Regions from separate parts of the Mus musculus genome. Here all the other regions are linked to region 1. Evidence: chromatin loops called from intact Hi-C (ENCODE). Cell type or tissue: heart. All regions are shown on one strand. Region 1 overlaps G630016G05Rik (RIKEN cDNA G630016G05 gene). Region 2 has its middle 58 kb from the start of Zfp770. Region 3 has its middle 3.4 kb from the start of 3110099E03Rik. Region 4 holds the start of BC052040 (cDNA sequence BC052040). Region 5 holds the start of Dph6 (diphthamine biosynthesis 6).

The links. Peaks named below come from ENCODE experiments on the same cell type or tissue, not always from the same donor. Only the 100,000 strongest peaks of a DNase experiment are listed, where the experiment ranks them.
Region 2: a loop joins it to region 1, with 2.9 times the contacts of the local background. A loop is called at or near these places in 5 of 42 quality-filtered maps.
Region 3: it touches region 1 in a loop (6-fold over the local background); 13 of 42 quality-filtered maps call a loop at or near these places.
Region 4: it touches region 1 in a loop (2.7-fold over the local background); 13 of 42 quality-filtered maps call a loop at or near these places.
Region 5: it touches region 1 in a loop (2.2-fold over the local background); 4 of 42 quality-filtered maps call a loop at or near these places.

The regions. Positions count from the first base shown.
Region 1 is chr2:116,069,195-116,074,194 of GRCm38, reverse strand. The region is part of intron 2 of G630016G05Rik (RIKEN cDNA G630016G05 gene); the gene reads right to left. Among named protein-coding and RNA genes, the nearest start is that of 2810405F15Rik, 4.4 kb to the left of the region's middle. In heart, a CTCF peak has its summit at 2,534; a DNase peak (open chromatin) is centred at 2,444; H3K4me3 peaks cover 3,875 bases; H3K27ac peaks cover 3,800 bases.
Region 2 is chr2:114,257,420-114,262,419 of GRCm38, reverse strand. No RefSeq gene overlaps it. Among named protein-coding and RNA genes, the nearest start is that of Zfp770, 58 kb to the right of the region's middle. In heart, a CTCF peak has its summit at 1,879 (motif pointing left); no DNase peak of the experiment used is centred here; H3K4me3 peaks cover 233 bases; H3K27ac peaks cover 429 bases.
Region 3 is chr2:115,513,082-115,518,081 of GRCm38, reverse strand. No RefSeq gene overlaps it. Among named protein-coding and RNA genes, the nearest start is that of 3110099E03Rik, 3.4 kb to the right of the region's middle. In heart, a CTCF peak has its summit at 2,851 (motif pointing left); no DNase peak of the experiment used is centred here; H3K4me3 peaks cover 355 bases; H3K27ac peaks cover 2,412 bases.
Region 4 is chr2:115,579,330-115,584,329 of GRCm38, reverse strand. BC052040 (cDNA sequence BC052040) reads right to left here and starts at 2,614. Exons shown (of 11, transcript NM_207264.4): 1 at 2,345-2,614. The coding sequence starts at 2,445. In heart, a CTCF peak has its summit at 2,588; a DNase peak (open chromatin) is centred at 2,639; H3K4me3 peaks cover 2,599 bases; H3K27ac peaks cover 2,602 bases.
Region 5 is chr2:114,652,930-114,657,929 of GRCm38, reverse strand. It overlaps Dph6 (diphthamine biosynthesis 6), which reads left to right and starts at 2,966. Exons shown (of 9, transcript NM_025675.5): 1 at 2,966-3,099. The coding sequence starts at 3,077. In heart, a CTCF peak has its summit at 2,779; DNase peaks (open chromatin) are centred at 2,999 and 3,209; H3K4me3 peaks cover 1,792 bases; H3K27ac peaks cover 2,052 bases.

The sequences.
Region 1 (5,000 bases):
GTATACATTTCAGTTAGTCTTAGACTAATTGTACAGAGCAATGAAATGTTTGTGTTTCAATGAGGGAGTTTAATTTCTCTGGGATTTTTAGGATAGACAATCAAATTCACCCTATCTGCCTTTCTAATAGCCCACCCCATAAAATAAATGAGTGCCTTTGATTTGATGTGCTTCGTGAAAATGGGTAGAATTAAAACTGTCAGTTCTGCCTGCAACCTGTGTCTTTCGATGGAGTTCAAAAGCTTTTAAAGGTAAAACGTGCCAACACTTATGTGTATTATTTCCTTTCCTACCATTGCAGCTTTTAACTGAAAAAAAAAAAAAAACCATAAAGAAAGGGTATTTTACTCCCACATTCATTTTTCTTGGGAAGATTTCAATCTTTCAGGTAATTTGAGGGTGGGCCCTGACGTCCAAGGTTGGTGGAGTCTGGGTTTACCTGAGTGTAGCCAAGAAAGTAGAGTCCGTTTGGTCCAGTTGTCCTACCCAAATGCTGTACCTATTACCTAGAATGTGGCGTTTGTATTTCTCCAGCGCTCTCTTGAAGAAGAGCAGAGTTGGGCAAAAGGAAGGAAGTGCCTCTTCCAAGGTTAAACAAATGCGAAAAGGACGTGGAGTCCATCCTGGAGATTTGAGTTGAGAAGCAGTGACCACTTTAGCTTAGGCAAAGATTGCAGAATCCTTTGAAAAAGCTGACAGGGATTTTCCAGAGAGGGGTGGGGTGGGGGGAATCCTAGGGTGGGCATTTTATGCAAATGAACAAATTTGAAATGTAGTACATATCCGGTATAGTAAAACTGACAATTCTGACAGTATTGACAACATAAATATATGTTTGAACACCGCACTTTCAGACACTTAACCGATGAAGCAATAAAAAAAATTCGACTACAATATTTCAAATAATCGACATTGATGTTTTGATACATCATTTTTATCCTCTGAATCGATCTATCACTCTCAGGCTGGTCAATTTTAAGTAAAAATGGGGAGCAATTATTTGCACTTTGACTAATGATGACCTAATAACAATCTTCAATTAATTACACCCAAACTGTGCTTTCTTCCCTCATAAATGGGGGGTGAGTGAGAAAAATTCTTAGGGAGTAGAGCTGGTAGTAGGGCACCCTTTCTGCTATTTTCCATTCTGTTTGTCATTTGTATATAAAGAGGTCCAGAGTAGAGCCTCGTTCTTTCGTTCAGAACACTTACAAAGGAAAGTTGCTCATGCCTGCACTACACACCTTTTAGGTATGTTAGGAGATGTAGCCTCCTTTCTACTTCGAAGCCGTTAGGAGTTCCTAACAAGCCTTCTGGCCACGTGAATCCCAGAGTTTAGAGGAGTACATGGAAGGAAGACATTTGCTTAAAGCACAGATTGGAGCTTTTTCTCAGGTTGAGTGTGAGGGAAAGGGATGGAGGAAAGGATGAGAGAGAAGAAGAGGATAAACAGAAAGAGGAAAGGGAGGGAGGGATGGAGAGAGGGTGGGAGAGAGAAAAGGGGGGAGAGAAACAGGGCTGGAAGGAAGTAGGAAGAGGGAAAGAGGGAGGGAGAGACGGGAGAGGAAGAGAAAAATAGAGAGTATGAATGGATACAGCAGCCTATCGATGAGCCACCTAGCAGGGCTTACTGTCTGGGTCTCGGTCTTCCTTAACCTCGGCTCGCACCACTGAGCGGTTTTAAGTACAGGAAGATGCGTGTAACTCCCGTTTAGCCCCACTGGCTTACTCGAACGGTGTGTGTTGGTTCACCATGTGGTTTTTCTAGGGGGCTTTCCTAGTCCCACTTTGACACTTGTCTCTAAAGTGTGCGCGCGTGTGTGTGTGTGTGTGTGTGTGTGTGTGTGTGTGTGTGTGATTGGTGGGAGTTCTGGGAATAAATCTGGCTAACTGAGGAAGAACAAATGGACAGGCGCCTTGGATGTAGACTGCAGACTGAGACAGTCCCTTGGAAACCTAGATTTCCCCGGGGACGAGAGCACCGAGTATCTTATTCCCCTAAACAACAACAACAACAACTCTGTCCCCTGCTGTGCTGTCCAATCCCTTCGAAGCCTCCTTTCTCCCACACGGGGCTTCCTGGCTTTCAGATCTCAAACTTATATAAGCTGTACTAGCCGGAATCCGGGAGAGAAAAAAGTCTTGTTTCCAGAAAACTTCCCAATTGTTAAGCCCCTTCAAAACACCACCCGCGGAGTGTTGGGCTCGTCAACACTTTTAACACAGCTAAGGTGCTCAACAAAGGGAGAAGATGAGTGTGAGTCACTCTGGATCAGGACTGGAAAGTCTTTATGATCTGGGTGGCCGACTGCCTTCTAGTTACAACCGTCCAGTCCGGGGGGCGGGGGGTGTCCCTGTCTGCATTGGAATCTGTAGTAAAGACTAGAAAGGGGCGGAGGGGAAAAGAAGGAACTGGAAATGGGATACAGAGCGCAAAAATGACAAGAGATAGAGCAAGAGGAAAAGGAAAAGGAAGTGAGGAAGGGCGTGGGAAGGAGAAACTGACAGCGCCACGGTGCACAGAGTGTTTGGAGCCCCGCCAGATAGCGCTAGAGGGCTATTTATTGAAACCCGTTCTTTCCGCGCCATAGGGAAACAGCTAAAATGGGAAGAAATCAAACAGGGCAAAAGCAAAATGCAACAATTCCACTCCATCTTTTTTTTTTTTTTAACCTGTCGGTTCATTTGATCGTATTTCCAGGGTGAAAAAAAGTCTATGATAGAGCACGAAGGTGTGAAAAAGGAAAAAAACCAATAAATAAAAGTAAACACAAAGCAAAAGCAAAAATAAACCAGTAAGGTGGTGGTAGTAGTGGTGTGAGGACAGGGGCCCTTTCCCAGGGTAGACACCATCTAGAAAGAGCACGAACCAAGGTAAGAGGTAAGCAAGTGAGCAGAATTCTTTTTACTGTAACTTTTCAGTTATACTGCGGAGAAGGTCAAAAACAGTTCACAAGGATGAGCGGAGGTTTACGGAGAAGAGACGTTTTAAAAGTAATAAATGGCTCCAAGGGCTGGAGTGTGGGACAAACACGTTAATAGAAATGCCAAATAAAATATATATCAAAAATTCCAACTGTCAGCCAGCAGGACCAGGGCAGAAGACAACCTAAGCCCTGAGCCTTTGTCCCAATAACATAAGACTCAGGGCTGTTTCTGCAGGACCACAGCACCCTTGGAGAACAATTTACAGACAGCCCAGGAATCCTGGAGAAAGGGGGAAAGGACTTTTAAAACTCACCCTCCTTTAGAACCCAAAGGAAAGTAGTGCAGATGGAAAGAGAAAACCTGAGAGCAGAAGTGGACATGGCAAGAGAAAAAGCAAATGGATCGTGTGTTTTTGAGGTCCCACCCCGGCTAGATTCACTAATTCAAGGAAATAAAGGTCCTTCGTTCCTATTGATATTTTACTTTTAAGTATCAACCTTGTTTGTCAAAAACCCTGGCATTTCCTATGGCTAGCCTCCCGTTTTAGCAATGAGCTTTCCTTTGACCCAATGAAACCCCTCTTAACTCAAAGGAGTAAGTTATCTTCCATTAGGCTGAGCAGAACCTCCCCAATTCAAACATAATCTCACCTTCTTTCTTCAATAAAACTCTCCTTGATACGAAATATTCCAAATCAAAACATTAACTAAAGTTACAAACAAGATTAAGGCTGGATTTACTGGCTCTGGTAATAAAGCATCAATTGTTCTAACTGTTGAAAAGAAGACAAAAGGGATTTAAATCTGGTGATTTTAATACACAGATTAACACTTCAGGACCTCACAGTTCTGAGGAATGTGGAGTTATCTGTGCAGAGGATCTGGACATTGGGGAGGGGGGATATAAAAAGAACAGCCGCAATTACCACCTCAAGGAGGCTGAACAAGCACAGCTAAAATAAAGTTGGAGTTTATAAATGCTACTTCAAATTAACTCCCCTCCCAAAAGCCAATGCCGTTGGACTACAGAACTAGGGGGCTTATATTATTCCCTTAAATCCTTAATGTTACCTATAGTAACATTCCACAAGGGATCAAAAGAAGAAAGGGAGAAATAGAAAGGAGTGCTTTTCAGAAGTCTAGGAGATGCTTCAATAAGAAAGGGGGTGATTAAAAACAGACTCTTAAATTTGAGAGGCCCAATTCTCTTTCTCATTCACCCCCTTCAGTACCCCCCTTTTCACCTCCTTTTTAATTCAATGTTCCCACCCCCCACTCCAGAGCTAAGTAGCTGATTTAAGATTGTGAAGAAATAGGTTTTACCAACCATATTTGTTCTGGGGCACTTGTAAAACGCGATTTGTAGAGAGTCTTTAGCCTTCCAATTGTCTTTGAATTGTTTTTACTGAAACAGATCTTTTGCAGTTAATGAGTCCCCACACAGCTGGACAGCTCCTCACGGACACTGAGAACTCTAACCCCAAAATGACCCCAATTTGACACCGCAAGATGAAATTTTACCGCCTGTTAAAACCATTTCCAGCCTGGGCAGAAGGGGCTGACTGTTGACTGAGGTGTGCATGGCGCCTGTGACCCCCATCTCTTGTCTGTCTCTGGGGCTGCCCCACCTATTTCCCTTCACCTCAAATGTGGGAGAGTAAATGAATCCACAAAGGGTGTGGAGTGTGAAGCTCTGAAAACAAGGTGCCCATATACAGAAAGAAAAGAGAAAGTGTGGACACCTCGCTGTTGTGCAATGGCTTCTACCAGACATGGAAATCGAGATGAGGAACAGAGGCAAGTCCCTCACTATATGCAACCTATGCTGTTGTATTAATAAAAACACCCATAAGCTGTTGGATGATCACAACTTGTGGTATCACAGGGATCAGGAAAGATACTCCAACTTGATCCCCTGTGCAATGCATGGCAGTGGTAGATTTTAAAACTAACATTTAAACTAAGAGTTTTACCAATAGCGTGCATCTGTGTAACCCATCTCTTCAGTGAAAGCAGCCGCTCCTTTTAGATAAAGTGAATTTCAAAGCCAAAAGGCCTTCACCAGCATGCTAT
Region 2 (5,000 bases), 1.8 Mb after region 1:
GTCCAATATCAGAAAACTTTGGTTACCCTAGAGTTTTCTAAATTTATTTTTTTTCTTTTAAATAAATGTGTCTTTAGGTAGCAGGGTGCGCAGGCTAGTCATGCCTTGTGACATAAGAAGAAAAAGAAAGGGTTGTTTGTATTGACCATTCTCTCACCTCTAGGGCTTGTTTGCGAGACACCACTGGAAAATTAATAACACTGAACCAGTTGTGATGATTATAGCAATTTCCAGAACTTCTCCGTTAATATTAAGATTGGGAAAGTTAGAGCTTCTAGAATTTAAGTCTTCAGTTCAAGAGGTAACCTCGTGTGAGGTAGGGATTGGTGACATTATACCTTGTGTGTATGTATAAATGTGTCATTGTCAACCGTGTGTGTGTGTGTGTGTGTGTGTGTGTGTGTGTGTGTGTGTGTCCTCTCCACCCTTACACATTTCTTCAGGGAGTCACAAATGACTTATTAGCTTTTCTACTCCCGTTTCATACCATCTCTGTGGCCTCCCCAGCATCCCAGCTCCTCCTTCCAGATGAACTGTTCTTTCCAGTCCCTGACCAAGCAAAACTCCAGTGAACTCAGAAGCCCTTGTGATAGACGCGGGTTAGAGACCAGACCTCTGAGAGCACAGCAGTAAGTGGTTCTAGGGTAAGTAGTTGGGAAGAATAAAGATGCCCCTGACCAACATTGACCAACAAACATTGGCACTCCAGAGTCCCACATACACAAACTTCTATTGCATTGAGTCAAAAGAGGCCATCCTCGGGGGGGGAATAAGAACTATTAGCTTTCCACTGCTATCTGTTTTTTGTTCCCCGTCTCATTTTTTATTTGATAATTTGTGGGACATTTTTTTTCTATTTTGCTCAGTTTCTGCCTCCATTACAACACCCAACACTCTAATTAGCTTTTGTATGGGACAAACAGGAGGTATTGCTTCTGGCAGGATAGGATTTTCTGTCCTGTTGATTGATGGATTAATTTTTATTGAGCACAGTGTGCTACCAGCAGAACCAAAAGTCCGGCATGCAATTCCAGCGCCAGTCACTTACGTGCTAATGAAAAGCAAGACAAAGCGGTCATCCGGCCAATGGCTCCTCTCCACCCTGCCCCCTCTCTCTCCCACTTGTTTTGTTATAATAGACCAGTAGAGGCTGCCTAGGAGAACAACTTGTGTCCTTGCTCAGGTAGCCACCGTTTTATAGATTCTTACCTTTGTGTGTGTAAATTCGTATCTGAAAACCTTGGGTTTATTTGAGTGTATATAGCTAGAAGTCTGTCACCGTTCTCTTTTTGTCAACCCATTCTCTTCCATGCTTCGTAAAAGGACCAATGAAGAAATACAACAGAACAGTGAACAGGCAGCTTGGACTTCGCCTGAAACTTGAGAGGCTCAGAAAGAAGTCTCCTGGGCCCACTGAGGCTAGTGCGGTGAGACCACCTCTGCTGCCACCCAAACCAACAGCTAGCTGGCCTTCAGCTTATCAGTACAAACGCCCCTGCCCTCTTGGCTACGCACCCTAATCTTCAGTCTGTTCTCGAAGAGTCTCAAGAAGCCCTGCCCCTGTTCTGTGTGGATCTGGGTTGCAGCCATTGAGCCTCTTTTGCTGGGAAGGCTCCCAATAGCCTTCAACAAGATTAAATGCACTGATTTCTACCCCCACCCCCCAAAGAATCCGAGTTTTATTCTAAACATGAAATTTGCTTCTAGGTTATTTTTGTGAACGTTAGATTGCAGGAAACCAGACAGTGGGGTTTTGAGGGCATAGGAGAGGAAAGGGAAGGGCAGAAGTTGACCTGTGGTGTGGACTTTCACTTTAAACCTCAGCCCTGATCATGAGCCTCCTGGTGCATTTGATGGGCTGCACTGCTCTCTAGTGGCTAAAAGAAAGAACACATGCTATAATCAAACCTCCCTAAAATGTAAGGCTACTTTGTTAATTTTGGTTCTTGCATTCAGTTTCAAGAGTGCTTTCTTTTAAATGTGGAGAGAGAGAAAAACATATTTTTGGCGTGAAAGTACAACTTCTTGCTGAGAATGGTAGAACACCCCTTCTCCACTTCTCTGCCTCGCTTACTTCTTCAAGTGATCTATGCTCTTAGGGGTCTGCAATCTCTGGGGCCTTCGAGAGACCCATGCACTGGGAAGAGCAGCTGGGGGAAGCTAACATTTATCCCCAACACACTGGGCAGCAAGTTATGTGGGAAGACACTGGGAAATGCATGCTGTCGCTGCTGCCTCCATGGGAGGGCTTTTTCCTAAGTTTTCTCACAAGCCTGGATCTGTCCCGTCACAATAGAACCGTCTTCCACCATCACAACTCTCCCAATGTACCTGTCTCCAGCACACTATCATCCTACTGGCTTCCTGCAGCTCATCACCCTTCAATACGGACTTATTTGCGTGGTCGTTGTTTCTCCTGCTCACAATATGTGCTTCGCAGAAGCGGGGACCACATCTATCCTTTTCACTACTGTCTCTCCAGATACAAGAAATGTGCATATGCTCAAAACAAGGCAGACTCTAAGTATTTGCAAATAAATAAGTGAGTGGGGAGAACACAGAAGCCCTAAGCATTTCCTTCCTGTCGACTTCTTTCTCTGAAACATCATTGCCAGTATTAGAAAGCAAGTCTTGTGGGTGAATGCAGGATTTCACGAAAACCTGTAAAATGCAAAAGTTCCACCCACACTTTCATGGAGGCGGCAGACTAGGTCTGGAAAGTCCCAAGATGAGGCTTAATTTCATTTTCTAAGTCTGATTGTTCGTGCTTCTCCTTCTACTGAGCAGAAAGTATTATTGTACACAGGTGCAATCTTCTAAATATAATAGACATGCATAGAGACAATCCAAAGGGCTTTTTAAATCTTTAGGTTTTAATAAACAAATCTCAGTTGGTAGCTTATTTAATCAAATTCACTTAAGAGACATAAGCTTAACATACACACTCCACCCTATCAGGGGAATTTTTAAGGAATTTTCTGAAAGACATTTCTTTTTAGGAAGACAGCATTTGCCTCTGTCTCAATGTCCTTGACTTCACGATTGAAGATTTCTTTAGAAAACCTCATTGTTTTAATTACCCGTTTCCCTTTTTCTTTCCTTTTCCTTCTTTATTCCACTACGAAATAAGTATTATGACACTTCTAAGCACCGTTTTTAGTAGAATTCAGTCATTCTATATCATGAAAGGATGCCTTGTGCATTCTGTACCTTCCACTATTCTGTGACCTTCCCTCTGCTCAGGGATGTATGTGGGACTAAAGAGCTCCTGCATACAGAAAGAAACCCACTGGCTTAAGCCTTGCCCTCAGCAAATCTGGATGCTGAAAAGCAGAAATTAGCCTGTCAAACAAGCATGTGTGTAAGTTCTATACATGGACTCCATCAGTACATATCTGTGGGCTTTATTTGCCTTTACCATGTGCAAGAAAGGCTCAATTCAATACAGGACACACCTGTGAAGTGAAAGGGCCTCTCCCTCCACAGAAGTTCCTATGAGGTATACAGATAAATAAAGACAGGATTGTAGAAGAGTGGACTAAACATGAAGAGAGAGTCCCCTGGCAGGAACCTAGTATGTCAAGAAGGAAGGCTTGTTGTTGCTCTTGTTGTTTTTCAGAGGTGGGAATGAAAATATAAATGAGGAAAGAGCTTAGAAAGTAGTTTTCCATCCAACAGGACAACAGGTATACCCAGGCTTATCTGAGGAACTGGAGGAAGCTGTGTCGTTGGAGGAGCACGTACAACTTGAGAGAGAAGAGGCAGGGAAGGGGCGAGAAGGCTGAGGAGAGCACAGCACATCCCACAGAGAATCTTACAGGTTATTGAAAGGCAGCTGAATTCCAGCCAGAGGGCAAGGGAAAGCTGTTGCAGGATTGTAATCAGAGCTGATGTGATCTGTACAGCCACAGTGTGCAGAGTGGGAGCCATCTGATCAATGAGATCGATGGGGAGAATGTCATCAGAATGGGAGGCGAAGGTGGTCAGATTCAGAAAATGGCAGTGGGGTAGAGGGGCGGCCCAGAATGGATGGTGTCAAGAGATGCTTAGCAGATAGAATCAGAAAGGCTGGCTGGCTTGCTGAGTATGGGGAAGCCACTGAGGGGAAGGAATGAATGATGTTGAAGAATAGTAGTACGTGGAGTGAGCTGCCAAGCGTCCCATTACCTATACAGGAGCACTAACATAGGCAGAATAATAATGAGCTCAGTTTGAGACCTCATGCAAGGCAAGTGTGGGACAGCTGGGTGAAGATGACCGGTGTTGAGAGGCTTTTCCTGGGGAACCGTGAACAAACATCTATTCACCAAAGACATGGCACCTAGGACAGTCTGAAAAAGTAATTCCAACCTAGCCTTAGTGTCCCAGTGCATTTAAAAACATTGTTGACTCAAAGGCAGCTGCATCACCCAAAAGCCCAAGGCAACCTGAGAGATGACTCGTGAAACCTGCATCCACGGAGGAACCTACCCCCTTGTACAACTTGGAGGCACTTTAGCCACAAGAGGAGAAACTTCTCCCCAGCAATTGTCACTGCTACTTAATCTTGAGAAAGGGACTTGTGGGTCTTGTAATTTGGGGGAGAGTCCTGGGCCTTGTAAATTTCCTTGGCTCCTTGAGTTAAATGTATTTACCTCCTCCTTCTAGGACATGCTTCCATTGGGGGAAATATTATTCAAAACAGAGGCACTTGTATAGTTATATATAAATCACAGAAAAACTGCAGAATAGACATAAGATTCAGAGAATAAAGGCCACCAGCATACACTGCAGATGGTAGTTGAATGTTAAAAATACATATGATTTCCACACAATTTTCAAGAGAAAGCAAGGATCCGGAATAAACTTAGCACATGCAAAGGAGAAACAGAGGAATTGGGAACCCCAAAAGGAGAGAGAGAGAGAGAGAGAGAGAGAGAGAGAGAGAGAGAGAGAGAGAGAGAGAGAGATTCAGTTAATATACAAAGGTTGTTCCCAATCCTTCTTAGGAGAGATAGCTC
Region 3 (5,000 bases), 560 kb after region 1:
AGCAATCCCCCCTTTTTTGTCACAGTTTTTGGGCAGCACCAGGATATAGTAATCTTTGCTCTTTCTTTGCTGTATTCTTGTTACTGACCATTTTGTTTATCAGTGGCTTATCATGGGAATGGCTCAGAATTTGCTGTATTCTTATCTCTGGCCTTAAAACTGAATATCATTTCTAAGTGGAATAACCTGCCCTGCGAGACGAGCCTGCAGAAAGCATGCTGCGATCTGCAAGTGGCAGGGATGAGGAAACGAGAGGTAACTCTGGTCACCTCTATCTTCTCTGATTTGATAAAGCAGGAGGCAAGGCAGAGCAGTGGGCACAGTTGTGAAAAAACGTGTAACTCACAGAGTTTCCCTGAGATTGAGCGAAGGATGAAGGCCAAAGGCTTCTTAGTTTTGCAGAAGTTGACATCACTTATTGATGCCCTTTCCAATCTATTTCCCACGTCAGGCTAATCAAGTGTTTTTGTTTGAAAGAAAATTTTACGTTGTTCTTAATGTAGCACTAATATTTTTCAGACTTTCCCTTTCCCTAAGCCACACTATCCACCATTACAAAGTTATTTAAATACACATTTCAATTAATTATGCCTCCTAAAAACCTATCAATTTTGTCATTATGTTGGTTATTGTGAATTACATTTGAGAAAAGACAGTGGAGGTAAAAAGAAATATAGGAGCAAAGAGAAAAATGTAAGCATTATTTGAGGAAAAGTAAAAAACAGTTAACTATCAGAATGAAAAACATTAATTAAGAATCAGGAAGGATTTCCTTAAGTTTAAGTAAGGAAAAAAAAAAGGTACTTATGGGTTAAAACATAGCCCTGTTGCTCACACACAAATCCTGACAATCACAGAAGAATTCAGGCTGTCCATATTAAATGCAATATTAATCAATTGCTCATTATCCTATTGTGTCCTGTTCCTTCCCAAGACTTCTGCCAAGTGTGCAGAGTTTACAGTAGGTTCAGAGACAGCAGCAAGAAGGCTGAGGAATTGAGAAATAGCCCCAGTGAAACAGGGGTGAAGTAGCGGCCTTGTTTAGTCTGGAGAGGCAGAGCTGGAGGGCTTAACAGCAGCCCTCCCTTCCATGACAGAACACAGCCCTTTGCAGGTAGAGGTGAACAGCTGGTCTCTGTTTCCTCTGAGGACAGTACAAGCCGTGGAGTCTTAAGTGCAGTCAATGGGGATTCAAGCAAGATGTTAAGAAGCCTTCCCAACCCCAGGAGATGTGCAAGGAGAGAACCATCAGGTTTTCTGGATTTAGGCTGTGTTGAATTATGGTTATTAATTATATTTTAAGTCAGAAAGTTGAAGTTGAAAAATAAAAAGGAAAGGACAATCTTCCATGCAGGACCCCAGAGAGGAAAAGAGTGGATAAATTGTGATCTGGGGCCAGAGACCATATGGGATGAATGAACAGTATCACTTAGGATATTTGGCCGGAAGAAAACGAAATACAGAATGGAAAAAAAAAGGGGGGGAGGATTGCATACATCAAGAAAAGAAAAAGAGAAAAGTATGGGAGGTATTTATATTAAGCAGACTATTTTAACCAAAGTTTTGTTTTTGGTCATGGGAAAAGAATCCTAATTGTCCAAGTGTGTGAGAAATAGTACTCGCTGCTGGTTAACCCTGTTTTGTAAAACCGGTGTAGTCAAATATGAGAATCAGGGCCAAGAAGCAGATTGGCCATATTTTATTTCTGCCTTTACAAAACAATACATGCAAACCAGAAACGGGATGAAATGACTTTTCAAAGCTTTCCCAACCTTTTGATTCTATGACATAAAGGGAAATGGTGGTTATGAGTCAAGCAAACAGTGAGTACATACAACACAAATCAAGGACTAGAAACGTCCACATCAAAGAGGCAGGATCCGGATGGTAGGGATTACTAAAATAATAATAATGATAATAATAATAATAATGATAATAATTCCAAGCATCATTGACATTGTTAGCAGGGGAGATACAGACTGAGTGGCCAGTGATGTAGGCCTTGTGAAGATCAAGCTAAGGAAGGAGACCCATGATGGGTTTAAGAAACTTAAAAGTCTAAGTCTTGCCGAGTGATAAGAATGTTGCTTTTTAAGGCAGTCATCTGTGGTTGCAAACCTATGTATGGTGTTTGGGATGATTGCAGTTGTAGAAACACAGACACAATGATGGGCATCTCACACAGCAAATAGCTCAAGGATGCACCTTAGCCTTTAAGATCATGACCAATGTTAAATTATTTCATCCTTCTTTAGCCATTTTAATTCCCACACTACTCAGAATTAAGTGTAAGTGTTCCAGTTTGCTGTACGGTGGGCCTGTGCCGGCACTCCACTCCCCGTTTTCAGGGCTAGTTGTGATCAACGTTCTGGTTACTGGTTATATTCTGTGACTGTTGAAATGGGTAAGACCCTCGTCACACTGGGCTTTGCTGAGCCAATGCCGGGTTTGCTCATTTAGTATGTTCCATCTGATGGGTTTTATAGTGCATTGCTTTGTTTTGTTTTTGCTTTTTTTCTGGCATAAACTTTTCTTCACTCTAAGTAGCAGAAAATAGAATCATGTTTGTATTTGTCAACATAACAGTTATATATAGCTTATAGTATTCTGGTACACAGAACTTAATCAAAAATAGATTGCTGGCCTTTTTTTTCTGCTTTTAAAAAATATGCTTTGAATTCACTTGTAAAATGATTTGGGTTTGGAAATCTTTCTTTCTTTTCTCTCTCTTTCCCTGTCTCTTTCTCTGGCTGTCTCTGTCTCTGTCTCTCTCTCTCCCTTATCTCCCTCGCTTTCGACAAAGAAAAGCCTTTTGTTCTGGTCCCTGCCAGTGCCTTATTCAGTGACTTTCTGCTGTCCCCTAGTGGCCCGTTAATCTTTTTGACGATGGTGTGATTGTCCCTGGAACCAATTCTCCTCTCTTCTGTTTTTTCCCTCCCTTTCTGACTCTCATCAGCAGGCATTTAAAACATTTCTAAACAACCCACGAGTTACCTTTTAGAAGCAGCAACTACATTCTTCAGCATTCAGTCTCTGCGCTCAATTATACATGCCCAGGGAGGAGAAGCCATCTAGGCACACTCTCCTGTCCCCTGCCCCATGTCCTCCCAAATTCAGATTCTCGAAATTCTAACACAAAATTGATGAAAGCAAAATGCTGTCGGCTTTGACTGTTCCTAAATGCCAGACGGTGGTGAAGTGTAGTTTGTGACAGGTTAGACTCTTTATGTCAATGGGTTTACAAACAAAAATTATCGTATTGCTTTCCTTTCTCTTTTGAAAGTTCTGCTTGGTTACTTTCATGTTTGTAGTTGCTTTTTTTGTGGTGGCATTTGTCAAGAAGTAAAAAAATACAACAGCATTCTCAATATTTGAAACATTAGATTAATTTACTTATGTGAAAGGCAGATTCTCATTCATAGTTACCAGGCTGGCTTTAAGAGATAGGGTCAAAATTTTCTCTGTTACCTCTCTACCTAAGTCCAAAACTTTCAATAAATGAGAGCTGGATTTGCTATTTACATCTTACGTCATTAAGCCACATACGTTCAGTTCTAATGTGGTGCTGGTAAATTTCTTAACAAATTCTTTCCTTCCGTTTACTAGTCATTTCAAACTGCACTTAATGAAAATGAGATACCTAAGTTTGTCAGAATCCGTAGTTCGGTTTTTAAAATTTAATATTAACCGATTAAAGACAGTAAACCTGGCTTGTACAACCCCTTTAAAAGATGGTTTAAAGCATTACCGAGACTTTACAAGAAAAGAAAAAAAAATCCCAACTTGGATGAAATCTAGCCCATTAATTGAACATTAGAGAAATCTGAGCTGAATGCTGAACTAATGATCGCTTGGCTCTGCCTTGTTTGGCACTTGCCATGGTTTTGACAATGATCACTTGACTAGTAACACTATTTTCTTTCTGAACTCAGGGGGAAGAGGGTTGGGAGCGGGGGAGGGGAGAAGAAGGCGCAAAGCCTAGGTCCTCCTATTTCTTGGTAATTCCAGTGTAGTCTGGCTGCGTGGCAGCGAAGGAGCTAAGCTGCAAGGCTCCCTTCAATGACATGAAGCTTGTTTCTTCAAAGAAAAGTTGATGCAGTTTTTAAGACTGCCTCTTTTCTGAAAGGTCAGATGGCTGCCCAGTTTAGTCATTTCGTGTGTTTATGCATGCCTCCGCTGGGATAAGGCATTACAAAACAAAGCCCCGGATTGCAATCAATCTTGGCCTAAGTGCAAAGTCACCCGACCAATCTCTGGAATCCTGTGCCTATCATGAGACAGGGGGAAGGAAGGGCTTGTGCCTCCTGCACTTCTTCTCAAGAGAAAAGACAAAACCCCTTCCTAAGCCTTTGTAGGGCTCCTGCTTCTCCTCTGCAGCCTGACCCATCTCTCAAATTCAAATTACAGGGTTTTCTAAAAATACATCCTTCATCAAACATCCTAATTTACAGTAGCTATTTTTCACAGAGAAATGCCTGATTTTTTGTTCATTTTTTCTTGTTATTGTTGTTGTTGTTGTCTAATTCAGATTGTAAATGTCCTAAAAATGTTCTCCTGGAGTTATTTTTAAAACCTCATGGTAAGTTAGGTGTAAATACTGTGACTATTACTGGGACCTTAGGAAGCAACATATTTTTGACTGATTCCTGGAGGTGAGAATGCCATTTGGAATTTTAATTAATTTAATTTCCATTTTAGATAAAATTACTCTGAGAAATCTTAATTCTAATGAATAAATGGATTTTATTTTTTCTTTTCTTTCTTTTTTTTTTTTCCATTGAAGATTCCATTAGAGTTAGGGAAAAAATAGAGGATAAAGTTTCCTTTAAAGAAAAATTAAGGCTACAGACAGCCTTAATAAACCTTCTGCAAAGTAATCGAGAATAGCCAGTGGTCTGTTCTCTGCAGAATTAGTTCTTCCAAAACAATACTAAAACTGAGCAGTCGTACTTTTTACAACTCTGGAGACTATCTAAACAAAATGAGCAGATTTATAGGGC
Region 4 (5,000 bases), 490 kb after region 1:
TATCTCAGCTTACAGTTGCAGATCATCACAAAGGAACGTTAGAGCAGCAACCTACAAACAGAACTGAAGCAGAGACCATGGAGGGACAATGCTTACTGGCTTGCTCTCCATGGTTTGCTCAATCTGTTTTCTTACACATTGCAAGACCACCAAGGGGTGGCTGGACCCTCTCATATCAATCACCAATCAAGGAAAGATACCCCATGAAGAGAGACAGGAGAGAGGCTCAGAAGGCCAGGAGAGTCAATAGAAATCTGCAGCTGCCCCAGGGGTAAGGATGGATGTGGGTGTGGGTGGAGGTGGAGAATCTCTAGGAAGTCCAAGAGACATGGAATGGGGGAGGCTCCCAGAAGACAAAGCATGTGACCTTGACCAAAATGCTAAACAGAGGAGACAAGGAACCTGAAGAGGTTCCCTCCTACAGGATCCAAATTCAGGCCCCTCATGCTTGCATAGCAAGCACTTTCCTCAGTGAGCCATTTTTCCAGTCCCTCCTCTTATCCTTTTATCAGCAATATATGACAACTAGTTAAATATAAAAATAGATGCAGCTTCTTGTAGTTAAGGCAGATCTTAAAGAGATTTGCAAAAGTATACAGCCGTATCTCAACCATTTTTGGAATTATGACTATTATAGATAAAATGTCAACAAGCAATATACTTACTATTATTCAAAACAAATTTAGTAGTATTTTATTTAATTTCTCAGCTTTAATTTAAATTTTAGAAAACACTCTAGGATATAACTATACATATAACTATACATACGAACACACACACACACACACACACACACACACACACACATATATATATATATATATATATATATATATATATATATTTTAATGGTGGGGCTGGTAAAATAGTTTCGTAGATCAAATCACTTGCCAAAAAGCCTAACTACATGAGTTCCACTGCCAGACCCATTTGATGGAAGGAAAGAAACAACTCCAAATTTTCTTCTGACCTCCACACATACCTTGACACATATGGATCCAAATACATACATATGTTCTTTTGAAAATAGTAATATGTGTCCATAATGATAGCAATGTATCAAAAAAGCTCCAAAACTCCCTAGCAATGTATACACATATAAAACATTCCATATACTATATAACATACATGTGATAATATACCTACATCTTATACCTTTTCCCCCTGGATGGTCAGTCACCACTCATTTTAGAAAGGATGCAAAAAAAACTAGTGATAATAATTAAATTCCAACTTGTCAACTCTGCTCTTGAACAGGAACTATGATAAATCCCCTAGCTACAAAGTCCTTAAGTATGGACAATATTGGAAGGAGAGCCTTTCTCTTTAGAGTCTAGGAAAATTAGTCTACCAAATATGAGGTCATGAAAGATATGCTTCAATTTGTATTGATACCTACTATCCAATAACTTGTCTTTCTCAATGAAATCTCTCTGGTGATGCATGGTCAAAGGCTATGTGTTATTGATAGGAAAGCTCTCCATTAGGAGTAACTATGCTCAATGTCATAATATGTTTTGAATAAAAAAATATACAAAATGTTCTGTATTATTTAACATATTAATTATGATGACCTAGTTGTTTTGAACAGGTATTCAAGTAATGAGTGGGTCTCAGTTTTTACATCTTATAAATGGAAAAAAATCTATGTTATATAATCTCTAAGAAACCTTTCCTAGCAGGTGGGAAAATCCTAAAATCCCACAACAAAGTGAAAAGTATGAAACCCATGGGGAATACGTATGCACACAATGAGAAACCTTCAGACCTTGAGATCCAAATGACCAGACTCAAGAGTGTGACCCCCTAATGTTCTCAACTCTATAAAGAATCTTTTCATTGCACAGCCAACAAGACAAGGCCCCCTTTGGGCCTGGGCCCTCTTGCTACCAGTGGCAATCCGAAAGGGTCCTGTTCACTCTAGATCTACCATCTCTAGGTGTCTGTGTCAAGTTGGCAGCACCCCAGTGCGATGAACCGCCAATTCACGTTTTTTTACGTTGCAAAGATCCCATTACCAATTATTTACTGCTAGTATCTGTGGATTAACCACTGGTCATCTATGAAGCACCTACTTAATATGTGTACACTCTCATACCCGCAATATGTATCAAGTAAAGATCTGCTGAGTTGGATTCAACTCCCAAGGCCTGGAGTGACTTCAGGAGCCTCAGCCATTAAATGTTTTGTATGGTAGGCAGGTGGAGGGAAGAGAGCATTCTCATGATCTTCGACCTAACTCTGTTCCTCCCATTTGTGTGTGACACGTGGCTTCTATGACTGCCAGGGTGGCGGGAACTGGGGTGCAGGTAAAATGCTGTGAGAATTGGAGATGGGGACTTACCTGGGGAACCTCTGCTTCAGCTTCCTCAGGCTCTGCCTAGTGGGCGGTACAGACACTAGGCACTGGGCTATCTCCTCGTACTGGGCTTTGGTTAGTATCATATTGGGCCCAAGGAAAAATCACCCTTGGGCTCGTGCGGGCTTGGTGCCTAGAACCTAGGGAAGGGCAGAGCGCGGTACGACCCTGGGCCCTCCACTTATTTAGCTATCCCTTATGCCCCCAAAGCACACCCCCCTAGCTGCACCGCGGGGCGGAGACACGCAGCGTCCCAGGCTTCACCTCCGCGGGAGAGGCGGGCTGTAGAACTATTTGCGCCAGCAGAGTGTACTGAGCAGCCGCAGTAAGCCGGGCCGAAGGCAACTAGCCGCCATCTTGGGTAAGGGCAAAGCAACCAGGAAGTGGCGGCTGCGTACCGAATTCTTTTTGCGTCTTTAGGGGCAGGTGTCCCCAGCAACACCTCCCTGAGATCGGAACCCAGACGCTCATTGAAGACACTCTGCCAGCTGCGAGAAACACAGACGGCCCGTTTCGGGTCACAGGGATGCTTTTCCAGCCTGGAGTTGGAAACCCGGAAGTGCTCTGGTGGAGCGCGGGATTTGAATGTGTTTTTTTCCGACACGCCCAGTTCTGCCGCTCTGAGCAGATGGCCTGCAAAGGAGCAAGGTGAGCGGAAGCTAAGCAGCGAACAGGATCTCTGCAAACCAGCGGTTTCGCCTGTGCTGGGAAAGTTCTTCAGCCTCTCCCGTGGAAGGCAATGCTGGTTTTGTTGAGAACTTAAATTCTGCATTAAATTCTCTGGTGGAAAGCAATGCTGGTTTTGTTGAGAACTTAAATTCTGCATCTTAAAACAACTGGCAGTAGAATGTCAATTCCACTCTCGCATACATAAAGAAGTAAATTCCTGGCCCCCACAATAGTGAGTGCCCAATAATGTGTAGAAATACGAACTTCTGAGTTAATATATTAGAGCATCTATATATTTGGTTTGGTTTGGTTTGGTTTTTTGAAACCTTTGTTTCTAAGGTGGGCGTATGATATGTGTTCTCTCCCATTTTGAGCAAAAGGAAGAAAATCTGCTTAGGTTTTAGCACGTTTAAACGGTTTACTGCTTTCATTTGGTGTAAAGTGTAAGTTGGAAGGTTGGCCTAGATAAGACCCCATTGGTAAATTCTTTAGTTCATCAAAGCCTCAATTACTTTACCTATAAAAATTTGTAATTCATGAGGCAGGTTTTAAGACTAAATAAGGTAGTATAGAGCCAAGTTATGGAGTCACCGTAGTTGTCAGTCAACAGATGAAAGAATAAACAAAATGTGGTTTAGAAACACAGTTTTAAAGATTAAAATAATGACTACATCTGGAAAAAGGACTCAAACCAATATCTTTTGCTTCCTCTCCCTTGTGGCTCTTCAGTTTTACATAGATCACAAGTACACACACATTTACATACATACACATATGTACAAGAAAGAACGCAGAGAAATACTGAGAAAGCAATAAGACTGGGGGAGTGTGTGGACATAAAAATGAAAGAATTTATATTTGTGAAATCAGCACTATGTCCAATGACCATCTGTCAATAAAAACAATAAGATAGTACAAGAGACATTTATTTAGCATAGCATTCAACAGACATTATTTACGTAACTTAGGTTATAAAGACTAAGTTCCTTAAGTAAACTAGGTAGGATGTTTACTAGATAGTGTTTTGTTGGTATTCTTGTAAGGACTCCCTTAATCCCAGTAACTTCCCCTGGCGCAGGTTCTATCCCCATTATTGCTCCGTCCTTCCTTTGTTCAGAGTGAACAAAGGCATAAAAGGTCAAGGAACTTCCCGGAGGTCATGAGAACAAGTCAATAGCCAGAGTGGGATTTAAGTGAAAATTGGTACGCTGTGTTGCTGCCTCTCAACAATGCGTAATCACTTCATCTCCTAGTCACTCTCCTAAACCCAAAGGGTCCATTTTTCTGTTTTTTTTTTTTTAAAGTAAATACTCTAATTAAAAAAAAAAAAATCACATACAAGGGGCTCTTTTTCCCCCTCTAGTTTTCACTATATTTTCTTGACAGTTTCCAAAGTTCAGGACCAACAGCGGTCCCTGAATTGAGCAAGCGCTGCGAGTTTCTAGATCTTTACCTCAGAAAGTTTCCTTCCCATATGCTTTACATCTAGATCTGGTTGTGTGACATTAGCGCATAACCGTTATTTATGGCAGCGGAGCCTGGAGTTGCCACCTGGTTAGTTTGTTGCTGACCCTGCCGTGACTTGTGCAGGAAAGCTGACTGACGAGAAGCAGACAGCACTTGGCTCCCAATCCCTCTCCCCTTCACAGCTTCGCTCCTTCCAGTTCACAGCCATCGGGGATTTTATAGAAAACATCAGTTCAAGGATGTTTGCGCTAGTTGTTTTTATAGCAACCCTCTTCTCCCTGGCTTTTGTCCTGCCCTCGCCCTCACAACCCTTACGGAAATGGCCAGGTTTCTTTTCTTGTTTTTATTTTGAACATGCTGGCAGCCTACTATTTTAACTCAAATCTGGTCGTTGTTTACAAAGTTAGTACTGGGAGAAGCAGAGTGTTCTGTGCTGCTTTCATCTGCAGTGACGTATTAGGTACAAAATAAGAGCTGGGCGGAGCTCTTCTGCTGTGACTTAATT
Region 5 (5,000 bases), 1.4 Mb after region 1:
GTAAAAAAGGAGACAATACATTTGGCACTGTTATATGAGGTCATTTAGGAAATTCTGTTAGTTGAAAGGACTTCAATTGAAAGTTTTGAGAATTTTTTTCCTAGGGGTAAAATGCACAATACAAAGGATAACATAAAGGTGGCAGGGGGAGCAGGAAACCTCTGAAAACTGGCTGACCTTGGTAACGGGCCTGAGCATGTTATCCCCTCACTTATAGATAAGCCCCAGTATATACACATTATAATAAGTATCTTTGATGAGATTATCTTAGCATGAGGCTAAACACAGAGAAACAAAATGTAATTCTTAATATGCAGCTGTAGGGAGAGCAAGTTCTTTTCTCACCCTCTCTTGAAATGTGGCAAGGAAAAACAATTTTAAATGGTAGAAAATTTTTAAAAAAATGAGTCTTTGAGGCACTTGATGCTTATTTTATCAAAATAGTCCACATGTTAATTACTGATAATCTACACAGCTTTCTAAAATTGATGATAAACAGCTAGACTAACTTTCCTGTCATTGCTATTACTTCGAGTGGCATTTCCTGATTCTAGATAACTGGGCATCACCCTGACTGTCCAATTTGTCTTCCTCTCTGACCAACATAACCTCTCCACCAGTAAGGCTAACCTCTCATATCTTTGTTTGAAGATGTATCTGTTTCTCCTGTCCTTATCTTTCAAGTCCTATACTACTCTAACTACCCATCAGTTCAATGGACTCAACTCCCAATGATCTTGTCATATGTATTACATAAATTGTTACTTTCAAAATTTCATAGGCTGAAAAGCATATGATTCATAATGTATAATTTGAATGCTTTATCTCTAACCAGACACCAACATCTCAAATACTTAATTGATTTGGTAAATAATTATAATCACAGATTATTTTTTGCACACACGATTATAATACTGATACTCATAGCAAATTATCAATGCCATGATGACGCATACCAACTATTTGGAGCCATTGAAAGCACTTGTAGTATGGCAAGACGGATTGCTAATGTGTATCCCACACAATGTGAGGTGTCTCACACATCCTACCTTTAGTTCATGATATTGTTCTCATTTCTCATGGCTTTCTTTAGTAACCCATATCTGTCTATTCAACTATATTGACTGTTTTAAAAATACTAATTCTTTTCATGTTTTGCCAAATCCATCATCTTGTTTTTAGATCACATCACATCATCTCTCCTGGAACATTAAAATAGATTTCTTCCCTAATAGATGTTTTCAACATTGCAGTGTTATAAGAACCTGTTGTCCTTATAAAACCTTCAACCATACCTGTGCTATAAAGTCTGAGATGGCCTACACCACCTTGGATGATCTTCTCTCTCCACCACCCAGACTTCATCTTCCATCATGCATTCTGGTTACTCTTCTCCAGTTACCTGTTCTTTTGTCATCAAACCTTCAGTTCAAAACCTGTGCCCAATTCATGTCCTGCCAGCAGTCTTTAATTAAAATACAATTTTAAAAGCCAGGTGAAGGGCTGGAGAGATGGCTTAGCGGTAAAGAGCACTGACTGCTCTTCCAGAGGTCCTGAGTTCAATTCCCAGCAACCACATGGTGGCTCACAACCATCTGTAGTGGGCATCCAATGCTGTCTAAGGCTGTGTCTAAAGGCAGTGACAGTGTATCCCACATGTATGAAATAAATATGGCCAGAACCAGCAGGCTGGAAAAAAAAAAGCCAGGTGAAAGTAGAAATCAGAAAGGGAGATTTATTCAACATGGATACATTGGGAAGACGGATTTTGGGAGTTTGGGCATTCACTGGAGATATATATATGTATATATATACATATATATATATATATATATATATATATACACACACACACACATATACACACACACACACACACATATATATATATATATATATATATATATATATATGTATTACATGTATATAATGTGTATATACATAGGCAGTGGTGGCGCACACCTTTAATCCCAGCACTCAGGAGGCAGAGGCAAGTGGATTTCTGAGTTCTAGGCCAGCCTGGTCTACAGAGTGAGTTCCAGGACAGCCAGGGCTACACATAGAAAACCTGTCTCAAAAAAAAAAAAAAAAAAAAATATATATATATATATATATATATATATATATATATACATTCTTTACATATGAATAATATTCAAAGATGTATATGTTTAAGTTAGTTTAACTCACCAATAATGCCACGTGTACCCTCTATTTCTGCATTTTTTTTCTGTCTCTCTCTTTCTCTCTCTTTTGGTACAGTATTTTTCACTTTAACATACAATTCTCTTTTTAAATTCTCTTCTTCCTACACCTCTACACAAACTCCTTGTTCATGGATGTAGGTAGGCATGGTGGTCTATATCGTACACCAGTTGATCCCAGGAGCTCCAAAGAGTGCTTAGTACATTCAAATAACTAAGTACTGGCAAACGTATTTTAAATTAGATTTTCGTTTTGCTTTCTGGAGTGCAAGTTTTTCAGTTTCTGTATTGGGAAAATGCAAAAACACAGTATAGGAGGCGGAGGTCATGTAGCCTCACTGGTTCAATGGGCAGAGATGCAAACCTCGAAGTTAAAAGTGATCAGGGGTTAGTGGGTTTTTTTTTTTGGAGGGGGGGTAGGAAGGGCGAAAAGATTTCTTTCTTGTAGTTGACGAAGAGAGGAGAGAGACTAAATCCCCTTTCCAAGGTAGTGTTTCAAATCTTAGAACTTGTGACTTTGAATTTACTACCCAGACAATCCCAGCACCCTCAAGCGGTTTACCAAGGACCATGCCCTTCCCTTGGCAGCTTCACTGCCCTTACTTAGGTGGTTAGGCTGTGCCTAAACTTTTTTCTTTTTGTAAATTCTGAGCCATATATCCATGTATCAGGGAACAGATGCTGAGACTACCTAGCCTCTACACCCGGGTGTTCAGCAAGGTGCTGAAGGGGCAGTAGGCATGGTCGAGGGCAGGCAGCGCAGCAGACACCAGGTCGAGGACCGCGCGTGTAGGTCCAGTCGCCGCGGGATCCCGGGCCTGGCGTCTGTGGTTACCGCACGCACGCACGTACGCACGCACACTGCGCCCAGAATGAGGGTCGCGGCCCTGATCAGGTAATGAGGACTGGGGCCATCGCTTTACTCTTGGGCAAGGCTATATCCTGACGCGGCCACTGTAGAAACATCCGGAGCCACTTCTTGGGGCGCCGCGTGGGCCGGCCGGCGCCACGGCCACCGGAAGAGGCGGGGCGATCTGCTCGGGCTCCCTGGCCCCACGCGCCTCCTCTCTGGCAGCTTGGCAAAGCTAAACAGCACTAATTCCTGGGTCCTCCTCCTCCTCCGTGGGCGCATGGTCACCACGCCTGTTGGACTTTTATTTGCTCTGAACTTTGAGAGCCGCTGTTAACTTCACTTACTTGTTAGCAGTTTTTGTCCTCTATAATTCTCCTCAGTCTTGATCCTTTCCAGGAAGGAGGATTGCAACCTCACTCTCTTCTCACATCTCTGGCTTGCCGGGAGAGCTGTAGGATCCCCTAGATGGTTTGAGATTGCTTTGCTCCTATGTTGTCAGACACCTCCGTTGGAACTCAAGCTACTGACAGATGTATTTCCTCCTGGTTGAGTTGAAAATAAGCTAGGTTTTTCTAGATGCTCTGGAGTGCGTTGGATACAAATTTGCCTTACTGACCCTGGGCAACCCAAGTCATATTCCAAAAGTAGTTTGAAATCTAGTAACTTACTTAAAAGCCCAGATACTATAGCTGATAAGCAGAGCTATCCTTGATCTGTTTCAGTGCCTGGCAGTGATAAGGGGCATAGCAATATTAGTTTAAGACCCTTAAGTGTATTGTTTCTTGAGATTTAGACCTCAAAAAAGTGTGAATTCCACTTTATTGCTACAGTCTCTTTTTGTTAGCCTAGTGAAGCACACGTACACATTTGTTGTTAATGCCCTAGGTAACTGATGCTAGTTGACAGTGGGTGACAGTCTAGGTAAGCCAGTTTCTCTAGTGGCAGGAAAATGCCAGATCTGTTGATTCTGTGCCATTTTAAGGAAATGAAAACCCACCATAATTTAATAAATTTTACACATAAAGGGAATAAAACTTTAACCATCACGATTATTTGGTGAAGAGAGATAAAAATTAAATGTGAGCCAGGAAGGCAGCCATGGAACTTAGTTTACCGAAGCTCAGCAGGGTAGTAAAACATGTGAAACTGGAGAGAAGAAAGTCTCAGTGGAGTGTGTTCCTCAAAACACTCAGTGGATAGGAATTTAGAGGTGCTGTTTGAGAAATTATACAATTAAAAGCTGTATATTAGGAAATAAGAATGCACAAAATAAATATACATGTACTGTGTATGATTGTGTATAACATGGCCATATATTTAAGCTTCAGTTTGATAAATCTGTGTGCATTGTGTACCCACATGCATGTATTTGAATTTGTGTGTACAACAGTTGATAGGGTATGAATGTATTTCCAGGACAAAATGAAACACATTCTTTTATATCACTAAGTCAAAGACTAAAAAAAACTCAAAAAAAAAAAAAAAAAAAAAGATGTCCTGTTGAATGGAAGCTTGTAGATTATCTAGGCAGGCTATTTTAAATTTATTCTGAAGCATAGAAACCCAAATATATTGTGATTGCATTGTCTGCCTTTGGAATCTTCTGCCCGATCTGGGCTGCATTGTCTAGTCTCAAGAAGAAGCACCTAATCTTATTGCAACTTGATATGCCAAGGCTGGTTGGTCCTTAGGAGGCCTCCCCTTTTCTGCAAAGAAGGGGTGGTATGGTGGATGGAGCTACATGAGAGGGAGGTACTCATAGGAGAGGAGCGAGGAGAGGTGGCATCAGGATGCAAAGGAAATGAATAACATCATCATAATAATTAACAGTAAAAAATTCTTTGTTCCTGAATGCTTTTTGTTCTTTGAGTACTCTGTGTTCTGTAGAACACAGCTTGAGAAATACTTTGAAAGGATATTTAAAGAGTTGACATATTTTAAAC